2 separate regions of the Homo sapiens genome follow, and region 2 is linked to region 1. A link is a loop called in an ENCODE intact Hi-C map of the cell type or tissue named here. Cell type or tissue: heart right ventricle. All regions are shown on one strand.

Region 1 (8,000 bases):
AACTTTGACCTCATTCTCCTGCACCTTCCTTCCCAGGCCCCATGGGCTGTCCCTGGCTGCTCACTGACCTGGTGGCCCCTAGCCCCCCTCCAGGGCTCAGTCCAGAAGCCCTCTCCATCTTCCACCTGGCTGACCTTCTCCCAGAAGCGCTGAGGCCGGTGGCCAGGCCTGCTGCAGGGTGGTGTAGAAGCCGCCTGGGTGCAGATCAGGAGGGCCAGCCTCTGCCCCCACGCTGCCCGGCTCTCCACGGGACCAGGCAGGTCACATGACACCGCCTCACCTCGGTTTTCTTCCCAGGGTACTGGGGTTGGACTGGATGGTCTGAGATCCCTTCCAGCCCTGAATCTGTGTGGTCCTGACTCCACTCCCTGGAATACTAATGCTGCCTGCTCAGAAGCGGACAGTCTTCCATAAGAACAGTACTTGTTTTTCCTCCTCAGATTCTTGCCTCAGTGTTCACTTCCCTCCAATTTTCATTCCATCCACTCTCCAAAACAAACAAAAACACCCCTCCACCCCCACCTCAATTCCACAGATATCTTTAAAATCAGATCACGCAGTAAGATACGGCCTCAGCCCAGAGAATGGAGGGGTGCCGTGTCGGTGCCCAAAGAACTTGACTCCTCTTGCAAGAGCCCAGCCTGCAGGGGAGAGGAGCTGGGTGGGCACTGATGGCCCGGGGACCCTCTTCCTGAGGCACCCTCCCCTGGCCCTGCCGTGGGCAGGGGACACTGCCCTCTGTCCCCTCTCCCCGCGGCTGTCCCTGCAGCTTCTTTTGGGGGCTTCTGAGAACAAGTGAGAGGGAGTCATGTGCCAGGGAGAAGGGCCACCGCCAGCCAGCAAAGCAGCTAGACTCCAGCCACGGCCCTGAGCCTTCCTCCTCGGGGACAGCTAGGTCCCAGGCCCAGCAGAGGTACCAGCAGCCACTGCTGGGGGTTCAGAGAGGACTGTGGTCTTCTAAAATGAGGCTTGGCGGCAAATCGTTGCTAGGGAAGAGAGGGGAATGGCAAGGTAACAGTCCCAGAACTGTACCCACTGAGAGGGCCTCTACCCACCCCTCATTCTTCCAGATGTTCCCACCTTGTGGTGTCAGTGCCCACAGCAGCCACCCCAGAGCACAGGGGGACCCAGAGTAACTGCGGCCAGCCTTGCCACCTCCTTGCAGGGAAGACAGGACTGTGTGCCAGGAGGGTTTGAGTATTTACCTCTCCATGTTCCTTGCCCTGGGCAGATGGACCAGTGAGGACCCAGAGCTGGGCACAGTAACTGGTATGAATGGATTGGGGGCCAGGAGGGTGCTGCCTAGCTCCTGGTGAAGGCAGAGGTTGGGCTGAGAAGCATGGTGGAAAGGGAGGCGGCTCTCCCAGCGGCAGGGCCTCTGGGGTAGGAGGAACCCCACAAAGAGGAGCCAGCCCAGCCAGCCTTTCCCTGAGGCAGGAATGGGCGCTCTCACTCACACCTCCTAGAGCCAAGCTGCAGGGCGAGTTGCCTGCAGGACTGAGCACACTATCCAGCCCCGGCTCAAGCCACACAGCAGAGCCATCTAAACCAGGACTGTCACCAGAATTCCCTGGAGCTTTTAAAATCCAGCTGCTTGGGCCTCACTCCCGGCCTTCCTCAGTCGTCCCTCAAGCAGAGCCCGGGTGCCCAGGGGCTGGTATTTTTCACATGCTTCCCAGTGGGTTTGGTGCACATCTCTGGGAGCACAGATACAGACCAGCGTGAGATCTTGCTTAGAGACTGTAGGCCATATACCCCCAGCTCTCAGCCCTGGTGCCCTCTCCATGCAGCCCTAGGCGAGGCAGCCAAGCCAGGGCCCCCGGTTTTCACCCCACTTAGCGTTCCTGCGTCCTCAGAAGCCAAAATTTCTTGCAAGTCATGTGTTGATTTTTCCTCCTCTGGAGATGGCCAAGGCTGAATCAGCTGGATTTCCCAGGCACCTCCCTGTTGGCAAGTCACAAGGCCCACAGACTGGCAGGAGCTTGGGTGAGCCTGGGTGAGCCCAGGTGAGCCCAGAGATGTAGAGGACTGGGACCGTCCCCCCACTGCTAATGAGACCCACCATTTTCACACTGGCTTGCTCTGTTCCACACCCTGTGCTCTGCCCCTTGTGAGTGATCTTAGTTCATCTTCACGATCAGACAACCCTGTGAGGGTAGGTTCTGTCATTTTCCCCATTTCCCCTAAGAGGAAACTGGAGAAGTTAAGTAACTTGGGCCAGATCTCACTTATATGCTCCATGAAGCCTTGTTTATCTGTCCATCTGTCTGACACACACACACACACACACACACACACACACACACCCCCTCCTCCTGCACATCAAGGCTGGGCCAGGTTCCCTCTGTGTCTTTATGTCCCCCCGTCCACTCAGACCCTCTCCTAGCTCTAATCCCTCTCCATCGTGGCCTGTTAGCTGGGAGTTCTGTGAGGACAGTCCATTCAGCCCACAGTAGGTGCTCAGAAGCGTCCTCTGAGAAAGTGAACAAATAGAGGAGTTTGGTTGGATGAGGAGCTCATCTCCTTGGACGTGCCCCACATCTGGGGCCTGTCCTGCTGCATTGGGCCCTCCCACAGCAGATTGGAAGCGAGGCCTATGGGGTAGAGCCTGCATCCTTCGCTCGGGGACTGTGCGTAGCTTGCAAGTAAACCACAATGAAGCGGGGCCCTGGAGGGAGGCAGGAGCCTTCTCCTGGCTGCCGTGGCCCCTAGGCTTATCTCCTGGTGACAGAGCCATAGCGGGTATGAGTGGGCACCACTCTCGTGCTGCTCTCAGTGCAGCAGGCACCACCCCGTTCCCTGCCCAGCTCATGGAGAGAATTTATAACCCTGAGAGTGTACCCTCTGGGTCAGGGCCCAGGATGGTGCAAGTGAGCAATGGCTGGAATCAGCTGGAAGGAGGGGAGACCTTGGAATGGGTGGGAGAGAAGACGGAGGTCAGGGATCTGGTCTCAAAGGTGTCTTACCTGAGGCTGGCCTTTCTTTTCTCCTTTACCCTAAGAGGAATGGCCGCTAGAGTGTTCTCAGCTGCCAGACCCAGTGCTGGCACTAATGGTGCTGTCACTGTTAATCAGTGGAACCTAACAGTCAGCGTTAGGCGCTGGCCTCTGGCATATGTGGCACAGTGCTGGACACTGAAGGAAAGGTGGCAAAATGTTTAAACACAGAATGCTGTCCTCATCCCCCAGGGTTTGTGTTCAAAGTCACGCAACACAAACTAAGATTTATGATTTTTTTTTAGGTTGCTTTTGGTTTACTAAGACAAAACGTTTTCTATCAAGGCAGTTTTCTCAATGGGAAATAAAATGGGTCTAGGCCTAAGTAGTGCTCCTTTCCCACCACCAAAGCTAAGCGTTCTTTTAGGCAACACTTTCCTTCCTTGTTGCAGAAGGCAGGGCTGCTGTGACCCCGTGCAGACCAGGGCGTTTCTCAGGATGCCACCCCTTTCCCAGGCCAGGGCCAGGGCCCGATTGCTGCCTTCTGCAGCTCATGTTTACTTTGTGTCCAGGGCGGAGGCCTCTGGCCCCGGTGCCAGCTGGTGCCAATGCCTTCTTCCATGCTCTCAGCAGTGGAAGCCCTACTGTCCTTCCCATGGCTCCCCCAGGGGACCCTTCCTGGGTACAGCAGCCCGGCTTCCTAGGGTGTGCTCTCTGGCTAATGCCCCTAAACCAGGGCAACAAGAGCCATTCCATATGTGGTCAGGGACTGAAGAGGCTTGGCCAGCCAGGCTGCACCCCTCACGAAGGAAGGGGCCAGGCTCCTGCTTGGAGGGGAGCAGAAGACCCCAAGGTTTTCCAGGAATACCTGCCCTCGGGGCCTGTGTACTTCACATCAGCTCCACCTCAGAAGAAGTAGCTGCTGGACCTGACCCAGATTTCAGGCAAGGCCCTGCGACCTGACCGCTCCAGGCAGAGGCATCAGATAGCCTTTGGCAGTGGCCTGCACTGGCCAGACCTCAGCTTCCAAGGCCTTTAGCCTGAGTTCACCTCTCCCCGCCAGTACCAAGTGTGTCCGTTGGAAACATTCTTGCAGCTTCTTCCTGGCCAGGCCTGGAGAGGGCCCAGCTTGGGGATTTCCTGTCAACACAAGAAGGGTTCCCTCTTCAGTAGCTAGAAGGCTGAGTCAGTTGACTCCTAGGGCTCATCAGCCGACCAATGGCCTGTGTGAACGTTTGACCAAGTTTCTTAAGGATAAGTGGGTAGAGTGAAGTGGGCGGCCTCTCCGTCCATCCTCCTTGGCAGGAGCTGCTCAGAGCCATCCATCTTCCATTTCCTGTCCAACGCTGCAGGTCAGCAAGTATTTATTCAGTTGAGACTGAGTGCCTCGCCCTGGGACTTTATGTTCGGGAATCTTGGTGGGAGGTGAGAACGAGCCTCCCAGCCTCGACACTTGACCTTGCAAATCTGGTGTCCAGTCCCCAGCTGTTCCCAGGATGGTAAAGGAGCTGCCGCGGCACCCTGGGGAGAGTGAGAGCTGGGAGCTTTCCACACCGAGGTCTCCTAGGGCTGGTCTGGGACCAGGTGTTGGGACAGTGAGGGCCTGGATGGACCAGTCAGAGAAGAGAAGGAGCAGCCACCATCCCAGAGAGACTAGACTTCACCTGCTAGAATGCACTGGGGCGACAGCCTGTGGTGGCCCCACCCAGACACTCACCCTCCTCCCACATTGAAATATGCCCTTTGCTGGTGTAAAGTCACCACCGTGGAAGGCAAAAAGCCCTCTCCCCTCGCCCTGAGCACCCCCTCCAGAGCTGCTTTGTGAGATGCTGCCCACACCCAGGTGCCACCAACCCTGACCCTTTCACTCCACCAATGGCCAGCTCACTCCACTCCGAAACCAGGGGCCAGCTGATGGGCCTTCCCCACCCCCGCCTGTCACCATGGTAACGGCAGGCGCTCCTGCTCCTGCAGAATATTGCTTTCTTGTCCTTCCTCCCTCCCTCTCTTTCCTCCCTTCTTTCTCTCACACAAAAAGAAAGCACAAGTGTTTTATATTCATTTTGCAAAAAAGCTGTGTAGCGCATACTAATTGGTGTGGCTTCCTCCCGCTTTCTTTGAGCCTTTTCTCATCGTCAGAGCCAGGACTACAGGCCCAGCCAGCCTGCTCACTGGAAGGAGGACTAGGTCTGTTTTCCTGGAAGCTGAGGCAGGAGTGGCCTAGAAGCGTGTCTTTAGCTCTCGGGCCTTTCCTCCAGGCCTTGAGAGGGGCTCACAGTAAGCCAGGCCACTGAGATCGCCTTCTCCTCCAGAGGTTTCTACCTATACACCAAGGGTTGCAGGGTCTCCAGGTGGCTAGAGCACCAAAACTCTGGCCCAGCACAGAGGCTCAAAGCCAGGTGCAGCTGGAAGAGCAGCTCCCCACAGTCTCTGTTGCTGGGACCCAGGCCCCCTGTTGAGGTTGCCTCCCAGGGCCTTCCTCTCACCAGGGCCTCTCTTCCACCCCAGGCAGAGGCAGAGTCCTGGCCAAGGTGTGCATCGAGATTGGTGCTCCAGAGCCTCAAGGTCACCCCCTGGGCTGAGTCAGGTTTGCTAGCAACTGGGAGCGAAGCAGCAGCCGGACTGGAGGGGCACAGAAGCCGGGTATCAGCCGGCTCCCCACACCCCAGGCCCCACCTCAAGCCATTCCTTGCCCTCCATCTTGGTGGCCCCTTCTCCTCACCTCTAGGAGACTGAGGGAAGATGGGGATGGGGATGCTGTTTCGGGGTCCTGCTTTATTTAAAGTGCTGGAGGGGTGCTGTGTGTGTGTGTCTGTGCGCACAAGCGCACACAGTGTTGTCTCAGGCAGGGCTGTGGGCTTTTTGCCAGCCTCTGGGGACCAGAGACAAATCCTATGATATGTAAGCACAAGAGGAGTGGCTGGGATTACTGAACGAACCTGTAGACAACATTTCCGGCTTTAATTGTGCAATTGAAGTGTAATTTGCATTCATTTGCCATTTGGTGTTAAACTTTCTAAAATAAGAGAATTGAAAATGTAAAATATGCAGCTTTGCTGGCTGTGCTCTGCAGTGGGGTGGGAGGCAGTAGTACTGAGGTGGGCTAAGCACATTCTCTGCAGGGGAGAAAGCGGGGTTGGAAGCCCTTGGTGTGGGCACTGCTGTCCATGCTCAGTCACTAAGCCTGGGCCAGGGAACAGCTCAGCTGTGGGACCAGAAATCTTGGAATGGAAGTGGTGAGCCAGCCTTTCTTGTGTGCCCGCTTTTCGTGCTTTGCACATCAAGTATCTCTTGTAATCTTCACAACAGCCTGGCAAGGTCAAATCTCCATTGCGCATATAGGGAAACTGAGGCTCCCATCCTCTGCAAAATGAAGTTCAGACTTCTTTGTGTCATGAGCTCTTTTTTGGTTTATGGTTTTGTTTTTTTGTTTTGTTTTGTTTTTGAGACAGAGTCTCACTCTATTGCCCAGACCGGAGTGAAGTAGTGCGATCTCAGCTCACTACAGCCTCTGCTCAAGCAATTCTCCTGCCTCAGCCTCCCGAGTAGCTAGGATTACAGATTCGCAGCACCATACCAACTAATTTTTGTATTTTTAGGAGAGAGGGGGTTTCACCATGTTGGCCAGGCTGGTCTTGAATTCCTGACGTCAGGTGATCTGCCTGCCTCGGTCTCCCAAAGTGCTGGGATTACAGGCGTGAGCCACCGCACCTGGCCTTGTGTCATGAGCTCTTGAAGATCTGGCCCTGCCTACCACTTTGGCCTGATTTCTGGCCATACCCTCACCTCTGGCCCCATTCCCCACTCTGGAGCTGGCCCCAAAGCCTAGTTTCCTGGAATGTGCCACGTGGTTCTGCGTCCATGAATGGCTTATGCTAGGTAAGAGAATACTTTGAATGCCATTCTCTCCCTTCTTACTCCCTTGGCCAACTCATGCTCAACTACTTCCAGAGCCTCCTGGCTCCCCCCCAGGCATCATCACTGGGTCCCTGGCACCCGCCCTGTATTATCAGTAAATGCTCACCACCTGACTCCTCCGGGAGTCCATGACCTCACTGAAGGCAGAGCCTGACCTGTCTGGCCTTGTGTCTCTTATACCCAGCACAGGACTAGCCCACAGCAGCTGCTCAGCAGCTGTCTGGAGAGGGAGCATTGTGTGGTTGAAGTTAACTGGTCCAGGGTCAGGATTGGATGTCAGGACTGTCTGACCACAGCACCCTGTGTAGTGTTATCAGCAGGCTCAGGTTTGGGGACCAGAGCTGGGTTTGAGGTGGACTCGCTGTTACCTTGAGCAGGTGACTGTCCAAGTCTCAGTTCCCTTGTGTGTATCCTGTGAGGTGAGACTGGTGACAAGTGAGGGCATTCATTGTGGCCGGGAGCGAGGACAGCCTGCTCCTCTGGCCCTGGAGCCACTCGAAGGGTGGAGACAACCTTGCACAGGCCAGGCCTCTCGGTGGCTTTTTCCAGGCCTCTGTTCTGACAGGGAAGTAGGTACCTGCCGGATACCCAGCATGAATCAGTTTGTCCCCATGGCACAGGGATCTTGCCGAGTGCTGGCCTGGCCCCAGCCGCCCCGCTGGATCACACTTTCTCCTCACTTTCCTCCCCTGCTGCACGTGGCCACCAGTGTTGGCCGCCCAGAGGTGTGTGCCTCTGTCCCCCTGTGCAGACAGACCTGGGTGGGATGGGCAGCATGGGGGCGAGGGGGCAAAGTGATGTAAAGAGACACAGATCTCCTCACCGTGCTCCTCCTCTCCCCTGGATCAGGCGAGAGACACCAGGGAGTGGGTGAGACCCCACCACCTCGGGCTGTGGGCAGAGCAAGAGCAAATGGGTTAGGAATTAGGTTGCTGATTTAGGGTTTTGCCCCCCCCGCCCTTTTTTTGTACAATTCACATACCATAAAATTCATAAAAACGACTCTATTGTATACTTTAAAAGTATACCATAGAGTAACTTTTAGTATTTTTCGCAAGATTATACAACCATCAGTACTAATTCCAGAACATTTTCATGACCCCAGAAAGAAGCCCTGTATGTACCCTGCACCCGTTAGGAGTCACT
Region 2 (8,000 bases), 420 kb after region 1:
TGCTCTCGTTGCCCAGGCTGGAGTGCAACAGCGCAATCTCAGCTCACCGCAACCTCCACCTCCCAGGTTCGGCCTTCCAAAGTAACTGGGATTATAGGCATGCACCACCAAGCCCAGCTAATTTTGTATTTTTAATAGAGATAGGGTTTCTTCATGTGGGTCAGGCTGGTCTCGAACTCCCGATCTCAGGTGATCCGCCCACCTAGGCCTACCAAAGTGCTGGTATTACAGGCATGAGCCACTGCACCCAGCCAGGAAAATACATTTAAACTCAAACTACTGTATATATACTTCGTAGACTCCATGAAACCCATCCAGTGAATTCTTAGAGGTCCAAGACCCCTGATTAATAACTGTTGGCTGGGCGCGGTGGCTCACGCCTGTAATCCTGGCACTTTGGGAGGCCAAGGTGGGTGGATCACTTGAGGTCAGGAGTTCAAGACCAGCCTGGCCAACATGGTGAAACCCCCATCTCTACTAAAAATACAAAAATTAGCTGGGTGCGGTGGCGTGCACCTGTAGTCCTAGGAGGCCGAGGCAGGAGAATCGCTTGAACCTGGGAGGCAGAGGTTACAGTGAGCCGAGGTCGTGCCACGGCACTCCAGCCTGGGCAACAGAGTGAGACTCCGTTTCCAAAAAAAAAAAAAAAGAACTGTTGACCTATACTTCTACCAGATTCCCATTCCTCCTGCTGTCAAAGAGTCTGCAGCACCCCGCTTCCCACTTTCCTTCTCACACTTGGGGCTACACCAGTAGAGAGGTTGTATGTGCTTGAGAAGGTGGGAGTCTGCTCTGCCTGTGGCCTACTAAAGAGTCTATACTTCTTTAATTATTGCCCTTGTTTTTAGTATTTCAGGGTTGGTCCACAGGACTCAGGGAAGGAGAAAAAAGTATAAAAATTTCTTTTCTTATTACAAGAATTCCAAGATGTGTCAGAGTTGACCAGAAGCATAGAGAAAACTACATAGTCGAGTACCCACCAGGGGAATGTGGTAGAATTGGCAGTCTGTTGGTCTCTTTGTAATGTCAGATTAAAGAAATCACCTGGAGGCTGACATTGGCCCCTTCCCTTCCCAGGAGGCAGATCTGGCCTAAATACGGAGATGCGTACAAAGAAGACCTAGGATCACAATCGTTCTTAGCCATCAAACTCTTCTTCCAGGTCCTAGAGAAAGTGGCCACTCTATACCAAAGCCAAAGAACTGCAGAGTACTCCTCTTGGTTGGGGTTTCATATTGCTCTTGCAATTCAGTTTCCTCTCATCTTTGCTGTCATTTCGTGGGTACCAACAGCCTTGGCCAGGTGTGAGAAGTGTCCATTACTATTGTTTGCTCTGACTATCTTGCGCAAAGATGCCAAGTAAGGCTGGAGCAAAGGCCTTGGTGATACTCTTGCCTTGGACAGATAAATGGTGGTAGTGTAGCTAGTCCCTCAGTTGCACCTGTTTGTATTCCAAAGGCAGTAAACACAGATGTTCAGAAGCCCTTTATAATCAAGATGTCAAATATCTGAAATTATTCCCCAGCTCTGACAAAACTTGCCTTCTGGGTGTGGAGACAAAACAAGAATTTGTGACTACTGCTGATCACATCTAGAACTGCCTTGAGGCTGGCCATGAAGACTTGAAACCACAATTTTCACTGAGGATCTAAACCTCAGATCACATTTGTTTGGGGCTACTGTGGGGTAAGGGGATATTAAGGATGTAAAAGGGATGTTGCAAATGCTCATGAGACCAGGTTTTGTGGCACGCTAGGGCCACCACTAATTCTCCATGATGACTTCTCCACAGGACTTGCTTAAGCACAGGCACAGGACCCACCAATAATCAGATGTGCACTCTACACAGACTGCACCCACCGAGAACAGGTCACAGTCCTGTGACACAAACCCATATACACAACCGAGAGGTTGGCATTTTGGTCCATGCTTATTTAACAAATTCCCTTCTGCTGTGGGCACTAGGACAGGGGGCTGGCAATACTCAGATGAGCTGTCCCACCCCCAAGTCCAAAGCAGCAGCTCTCAGGCCTCCTCTGCTGCCTCATGCCATTCCAAACATGATGGCTGGGCTTACACACCTATCTTACTGGAAGCCTCCCTCTCTGTGTTCCCTTTCCACCACTATTCCATTACTTCCACAGGAGCTGGAGGCTGCCCCATCCACTCCAAGCCAGAGAACAAGCAGAGGCTGCCACAGGAGATCCTGGGCAAGTAATCAGCCACAGCATCTAGATTAGCATGAAGGAAACACTGGCCAAATTAAAAGATGAAACTTCCAAAAGGTAAATCTCTGTGTATTCATGCCTAATCTTCCAAGGTTGTGTAAATAATTTTTTTCTACCATCCCCCATCATTTGCATACATTTTTGTCAAGTCCAAACATAATTTGAAGTGAGGTAGGTAGTTTCTCTCTACTTGTGCCGTTGTCCTTGGGGTGATGTCGGGGCCTGTGCCCTGAACGCACTTGTCTCCTGTGCAGGGGCAGTGCCAGGGCTGGCATCAGTGGCTGGTGGAGCTTCTCAGTTGGCTATTTTCTCAATCTCGTCCAAATCATCTGTGTCCAATCTTTCTATCTTCTTATCTGGGGGAAAGATACACAGGTCTCTACCCTGCCCAGGAATGTGCCCCATCTTGGGCCACAGCAATCATTCATTCAGCCCCAAAGGCTCCGGGTGCCTAAGCAGGGGGCAGCAGGGCCCCTAGTCACTGACAGCAACAGTCAGAGCCCCACGCCCCGAAGCCCAGTCACAGGGGAGCTGTTCTTGGAGTCCCTGGGTCCTGAAGTCTCCAGGTGTGCTCCCTGAGAACTGCCATATGGTCAGAAAGGAGGGGAGTGTGCTAGGGACAGAGCCTCTCTTGGGGCTACAGAAGATCCTACCCCTTTCACCACCCCGCCCTACTTAGCAAAGGGCGCCAGGCACAGGACCCTCCCCGGGACTCACTAAAATGCTCCTGGATTCTGTTCAGGATGTTCATGCTGTGCTTGCTGTCCACCATGTTCACTGCCAGGCCCCTCTTGCCAAAGCGGCCCGTGCGCCCGATCCGGTGCAGGTAGGTCTCATTGTCAGGATTCCCGTCCTTGTCCACGGGAAGATCAAAGTTGATGACGACAGACACTTGTTCAACATCAATGCCTGCAGGAAGGAGAGTTGGAGGCTGAGAGGACTAAGGACAGGAGGCAAATCAGTCATGTGGTCCATCCATACAATGGAGCATGACTCAGCATTAAGGGAACACGGCACTAAGAGACGTGCATGACATTGAGTGCAGGAAGCCAGATCTGAAAGGCCGTGCAGTATGAGATTCAGATGATGCCCCAAAGCAAAGCTACAGGCATAGATACCAAACTAGCACGGGTCAGGGGGTGGGGTGCAGGGAGAGGTGATGAATGAGTCCCTGAGAGTTGGAGACAGAGAGAAGTAAGGACAGGAGACAAAAATCACTGTTGTCCACAGGTAAGTCAATGCATACCAACTTCGGGTAAAGGGAAAGAATTTGGGGGGCCGAGTGCGGTGGCTCATACCGGTAATCCCAGCACTTTGGGAGGCCGAGGCAGGCAGATCATCTGAGGTCAAGAGTTCAAGACTAGCCTGGCCAACACTGCAAAACCCTATCTGTACTGAAAATACAAAAATTAGCTGGGCTTGGTGGCAGGCGCCTGTAATCCCAGCTACTCGGGAGGCTGAGGCGGGAGAATCACTTAAACCTGAGAGGCGGAGGTTACAGTGAGCTGAGATTGTGCCACTGCACTCCAGCCTGGGCCATTGAGCAAGACTCTGTCTCAAAAAAATAAATAAATACATTTGGGACAGGCCAACTCTGGGAATTGGGTACAAGAGAGGGCACATACAGGCATACAGCAGAACCTGGAGGAAAAGAACAAAACTTTGGCAGGTGCCAACAAAATTATGAAATCAGTCAGTAAGCCTCTGGGAGACACAATGTTCTGGAGATGGGCATCCCTGGAAGAGCAGGCTCTGTTCTCTACCAGTCAGATGCCTGTACATTTCCTTCCACCAAGTCAGGACTCCTGGCTTCTGTGGGAGTTCTTATCACCTGAGGGAAATCCAAACAGTCTCTCCTAGAAAGGAATAGTGTCACCAACCCCACCCATCTCCCTGAGACCATCCGACTTCCCTGTGTACAAGGATTTCTGGCTCTAACTGGGCCTGGGACCCCAAGCCTGGCAGACCAGGTGGGACACGTCCTCTGCTCACCGCGGGCACACACGTTGGTGGTCACCAAAACCTTCTCTTTGCCCTCTCGGAAGCGCTCAATCACTGCAGCCCTCTGTTCCACCATCATCTCCCCACTCAGCAGAGCCACCTGGTGGCCTTCTTTTGAGAGCTCTGCTGCCAGCCAACTAGCTGTTTTGCGAGTCTGTAGTGAAAAGAATTGTTTTTTATGAAGAGACCTGTTAAAAACAAAAGGAAGACAACTGCTAAAAAGTGGCTTGCCACGATTAAAATACATGAAGGCCCTGCTAAATCCAGTTAGGAGGTTAGGCTTAAAATTTCTCAATGAAGCATGGTAGTACACACCTGTAGTCCAAGCTACACACTTGAGCCCAAGTGTTCGAGGCTGGCCTGCACAACATGGCAAGAACCCATCTCAAAAAAAAATTTTTCTTTCAAATAGAATTTTAGTCATATGATTTTTTTCTTTTTAGATAAGTTATGTAACTGCTGTTACTTTTGTATCTAGGAAGAGTGTGGCTTTAGCCAAAGATCTTCATTCCTAAATAGTCTATGTTCTTGCCAGATATGGTGGCTCGTGCCTGTAGTCTTAGGCTTTGGGAGGCTGAGGCTGGAAGATTGCTTGAGGCCAGGAGTTTGAGACCAGCCTGGACAACATAGCAAGACCCCACCTCTACAAAAATAAAAATAAAAATTAGGCTGACATGCATGGGGCACATACCTGTAGCCCTAGTAACAAGAGCCAAGGCTGCAGTGAGCTATGACCATGCCACTGTATTCTGGCCTGAATGATAGAGCAAGACCTTATCTCAAAAACAAACAAACAACATATATATTTTAAAATTTTATTTTAAATTTAAATTTTTTGAGACAGGATCTCATTCTCTTGCCCACTCTGGAGTGCACAGTCACAGCTCACTGCAGTCTCAACCTCCTGGGCTCAATCAATCCTCCCATCTGAGCCTCCCAAGCAGCTGGGACCACAGGCATGCACCACCACGCCTGGCTAATTTTTAAAATTTTTGTAGAGATGGGGTCTTGCTATGTTGTGCAAGCTGGTCTTGAACTCCTGGGCTCAAGAAGATCCCCCCACCTCAGCCTCTCAAAAGGCTGGGATTACAGGCGTGAGCCACTGTGCCCAGCCATATATATATTTTTAATGATGAGGTCTCACTATGTTGCCCATGCTGGTCTGAACTCCTGGGCTCAAGCGATCCTCCAACCTCAGCCTCTTGAGTAGCTGGGACTACAGGTACTTGCCCAGCTTATACTCTTTTTTTGTTGTTGGTTTTTTGTTTGTTTGTTTGTTTTTGTATTGAGACAGAGTTTCGCTCTTGTTACCCAGGCTGGAGTGCAATGGAGCAATCACAGCTCACTGCAACCTCCACCTCCCGGGTTCAAGCGATTCTCCTGCTTCAGCCTCCTGAGTAGCTGGGATTACAGGTGCACACCACCACGCACGGCTAATTTTTTGTATTTTTAGTAGAGATGGGGTTTCACCATGTTGGCCAGGCTGGTCTTGGTCTCCTGACCTCAGGTGATCCACCCGCCTTGGCCTCCCAAAGTGCAGGGATTACAGGCATGAGCCACCGTGCCAGCCGCCCAGCTTATATTCTTAAAAATCTAAAAATTATTTCATTGGCTGTTACTTGGGGTTTTCTCCAAGTAATCACTAAGAAGTGGAATCAAAGTCTCCCTCTTACGACTCACTAAAACCTTAGGAGAACAAACCACTTCGTTTCTTCCCATGGCACCCAGGGGCATCCAGTCCTCCTGAGCCCTGTGGGGAGCTGGCTGAGAGGGAAGGGCCAGGCCTGCCACTGCCACTGCTACTCACATGGCAGAAGATCATGGCTTGAGCAATGGTGATGGCCCCGTAGAGGTTACACAAGGCCTGGAACTTCTCGTCTCTGCTGCTGCACAGGACATAGTACTGCTTGATGGTGTCCAGGGTCTCTTCCTCACGCTTCAGTTTGATAACGTTTGGGTCTGGGACCACTTTCTGGGCAAACTTCCACACAGAGTCTTCAAAGGTGGCGGAGAAAAGCAGCATCTGGCAGTTCCTGGGCAGCATCCTGCAAGGGAAGGCCCTGGTAGGTGGCCCCAGGTGGCCCCGGGAAGCGACAGAAGCACAGCCTTCCCAGCTGGGAGGGTCTAGATGCCCAGGAAGGCTGATGGGAGAGGAGCGTCTTGGGGAGGAGGAGCAGCAGGCCTGGGATGGGGACAGGGGTTGGGGGAGAGTCCCTAGGTCTCCTTTCTCAACCCAGGCTGGGAGGGACTGTGGCCAGCGCTGACACGGAAGTGGCCCGTCAAACAAATGCTGCTGAGAGTACGAGAGCCAAGACCCAGGCAGAAGCCAGAGGAGGCATCTGAAGTGAAGGGAGAAGACACTGCAGATGGGGAATCTGAGGAGTCCCCCACCCTCGAGATCCCTACCTCTGGATGCGGATGCTCTGATCTTGGTGGCCCTGAGTGGCTATCATGACATCAGCCTCATCCAGAACAAACACCTTGATTTTCTTGGGATCAATGAACTTGAGCTTGGAGCACCAGTCCAGCACAGTCCCAGGGGTGCCAATGACAATCTGCTCACTGATCTTCTGGCCTCTTTCCACTGTGGAGACCCCAAGATGTTTTCCATGTGTGGGTATTTCTTTCTTTCTTTTTTTTTTTTTTTTTTTTTGAGACAGAGTCTCACTCTGTTGCCCAGGCTGGAGTGCAATGGCATGATCTCGACTCACTGCAACCTCTGCCGCCCAGGTTCAAGCGATTCTCCTGCCTCAGCCTCCCAAGTATCTAGGATTACAGGCACCTGCCACTGCACCTGGCTAATTTTTTTTTTTTTTGTATTTTTAGTAGAGGTGGGTTTCACTCTCTTGGCCAGGCTGGTCTTGAACTCCTGACCTGGTGATCCACCTGCCTCGGCCTCCCAAAGTGCTGGGATTACAGGCATGAGCCACCGTGCCCGGCCTCCATGGGTATTTCAAAGGCAAAGCCAGCTCTTCTCTCTGAGAAATTCTAAACCTATTATATATTTTAATGCAAATGTTTTGCTGTTTGCATTAATATATTAAGGAAAGGTTAGGATATCACTATAGCATTTAATGGACATAAAAACAGACAAAAATGCTGAAAAGGTAATGGGTACAAAAATACAATTAAAATAAGTAAGATCTAGCATTTGATAGCACAATGTGGTGACTACAGTCAACAATATATTGTACATTTAAAAATAACTAAAAGGGCCGGGCACGGTGGCTCATGCCTGTAATCCCAGCATTTTGGAAGGCTGAGGCAGGCGGATCACCTGAGGTCAGGAGTTCGAGACCAGCCTGGCCAACATGGCGAAACCCCATCTCTACTAAAAATACAAAAATTAGCTGGGTGTGGTGGTGGGCTCATGTAATCTCAGCTATTTGGGAGGCTGGGGCAGGAGAATCGCTTGAACCCAGGAGGCGGAGGTTGCAGTGAGCCGAGATCGCGCCACTGCACTCCAGCCCGGAGACAGACTGAGACTCTGTCTCAAAAAAAAAAAAAAAAAAAAAATTCAGAATTCTCTACCCTTCTAATTCGAATACAAATTGCAAAATTTTAAATGATTATCTCCCAATAAGTTTCACTGTATTATTTACTTTTCAGAACTGGCCTCAAGTTGGCATTAGGACACTGTATGCAGACTTGATTTTCATAAGGTCACATTTGTTTCAGAGATCCATAAAACTCAACCAAACCTCTAACACTTTTTTTTTTTTGAGACAGAATCTCATTCTGTCGCCCAGGCTGGAGTACAGTGGTGCAATC

What was found. Hi-C counts contacts between places; a loop is a spot of excess contacts. Peaks named below come from ENCODE experiments on the same cell type or tissue, not always from the same donor. Only the 100,000 strongest peaks of a DNase experiment are listed, where the experiment ranks them.
Region 2: it touches region 1 in a loop (4-fold over the local background); 2 of 110 quality-filtered maps call a loop at or near these places.

Annotation. Positions count from the first base shown.
Region 1 is chr16:70,747,318-70,755,317 of GRCh38, reverse strand. All of the region lies in intron 12 of VAC14 (VAC14 component of PIKFYVE complex), which reads left to right. VAC14-AS1 (VAC14 antisense RNA 1) reads right to left here and starts at 223. Exons shown (of 6, transcript NR_034083.3): 1 at 69-223. RefSeq lists enhancers at 1-65, 66-706, 3,915-4,594, 7,371-8,000. In heart right ventricle, no CTCF peak of the experiment used is centred here; DNase peaks (open chromatin) are centred at 4,167 and 4,805; H3K27ac peaks cover 4,192 bases.
Region 2 is chr16:70,328,105-70,336,104 of GRCh38, reverse strand. DDX19B (DEAD-box helicase 19B) reads right to left here. Exons shown (of 12, transcript NM_007242.7): 8 at 6,636-6,813; 9 at 6,037-6,274; 10 at 4,221-4,383; 11 at 2,946-3,137; 12 at 800-2,584. The coding sequence ends at 2,523. It overlaps DDX19A-DT (DDX19A divergent transcript), which reads left to right. Exons shown (of 5, transcript NR_039997.1): 3 at 2,145-2,285. Among named protein-coding and RNA genes, the nearest start is that of DDX19A-DT, 15 kb to the left of the region's middle. RefSeq lists an enhancer at 2,326-3,525. In heart right ventricle, a CTCF peak has its summit at 4,359 (motif pointing left); no DNase peak of the experiment used is centred here.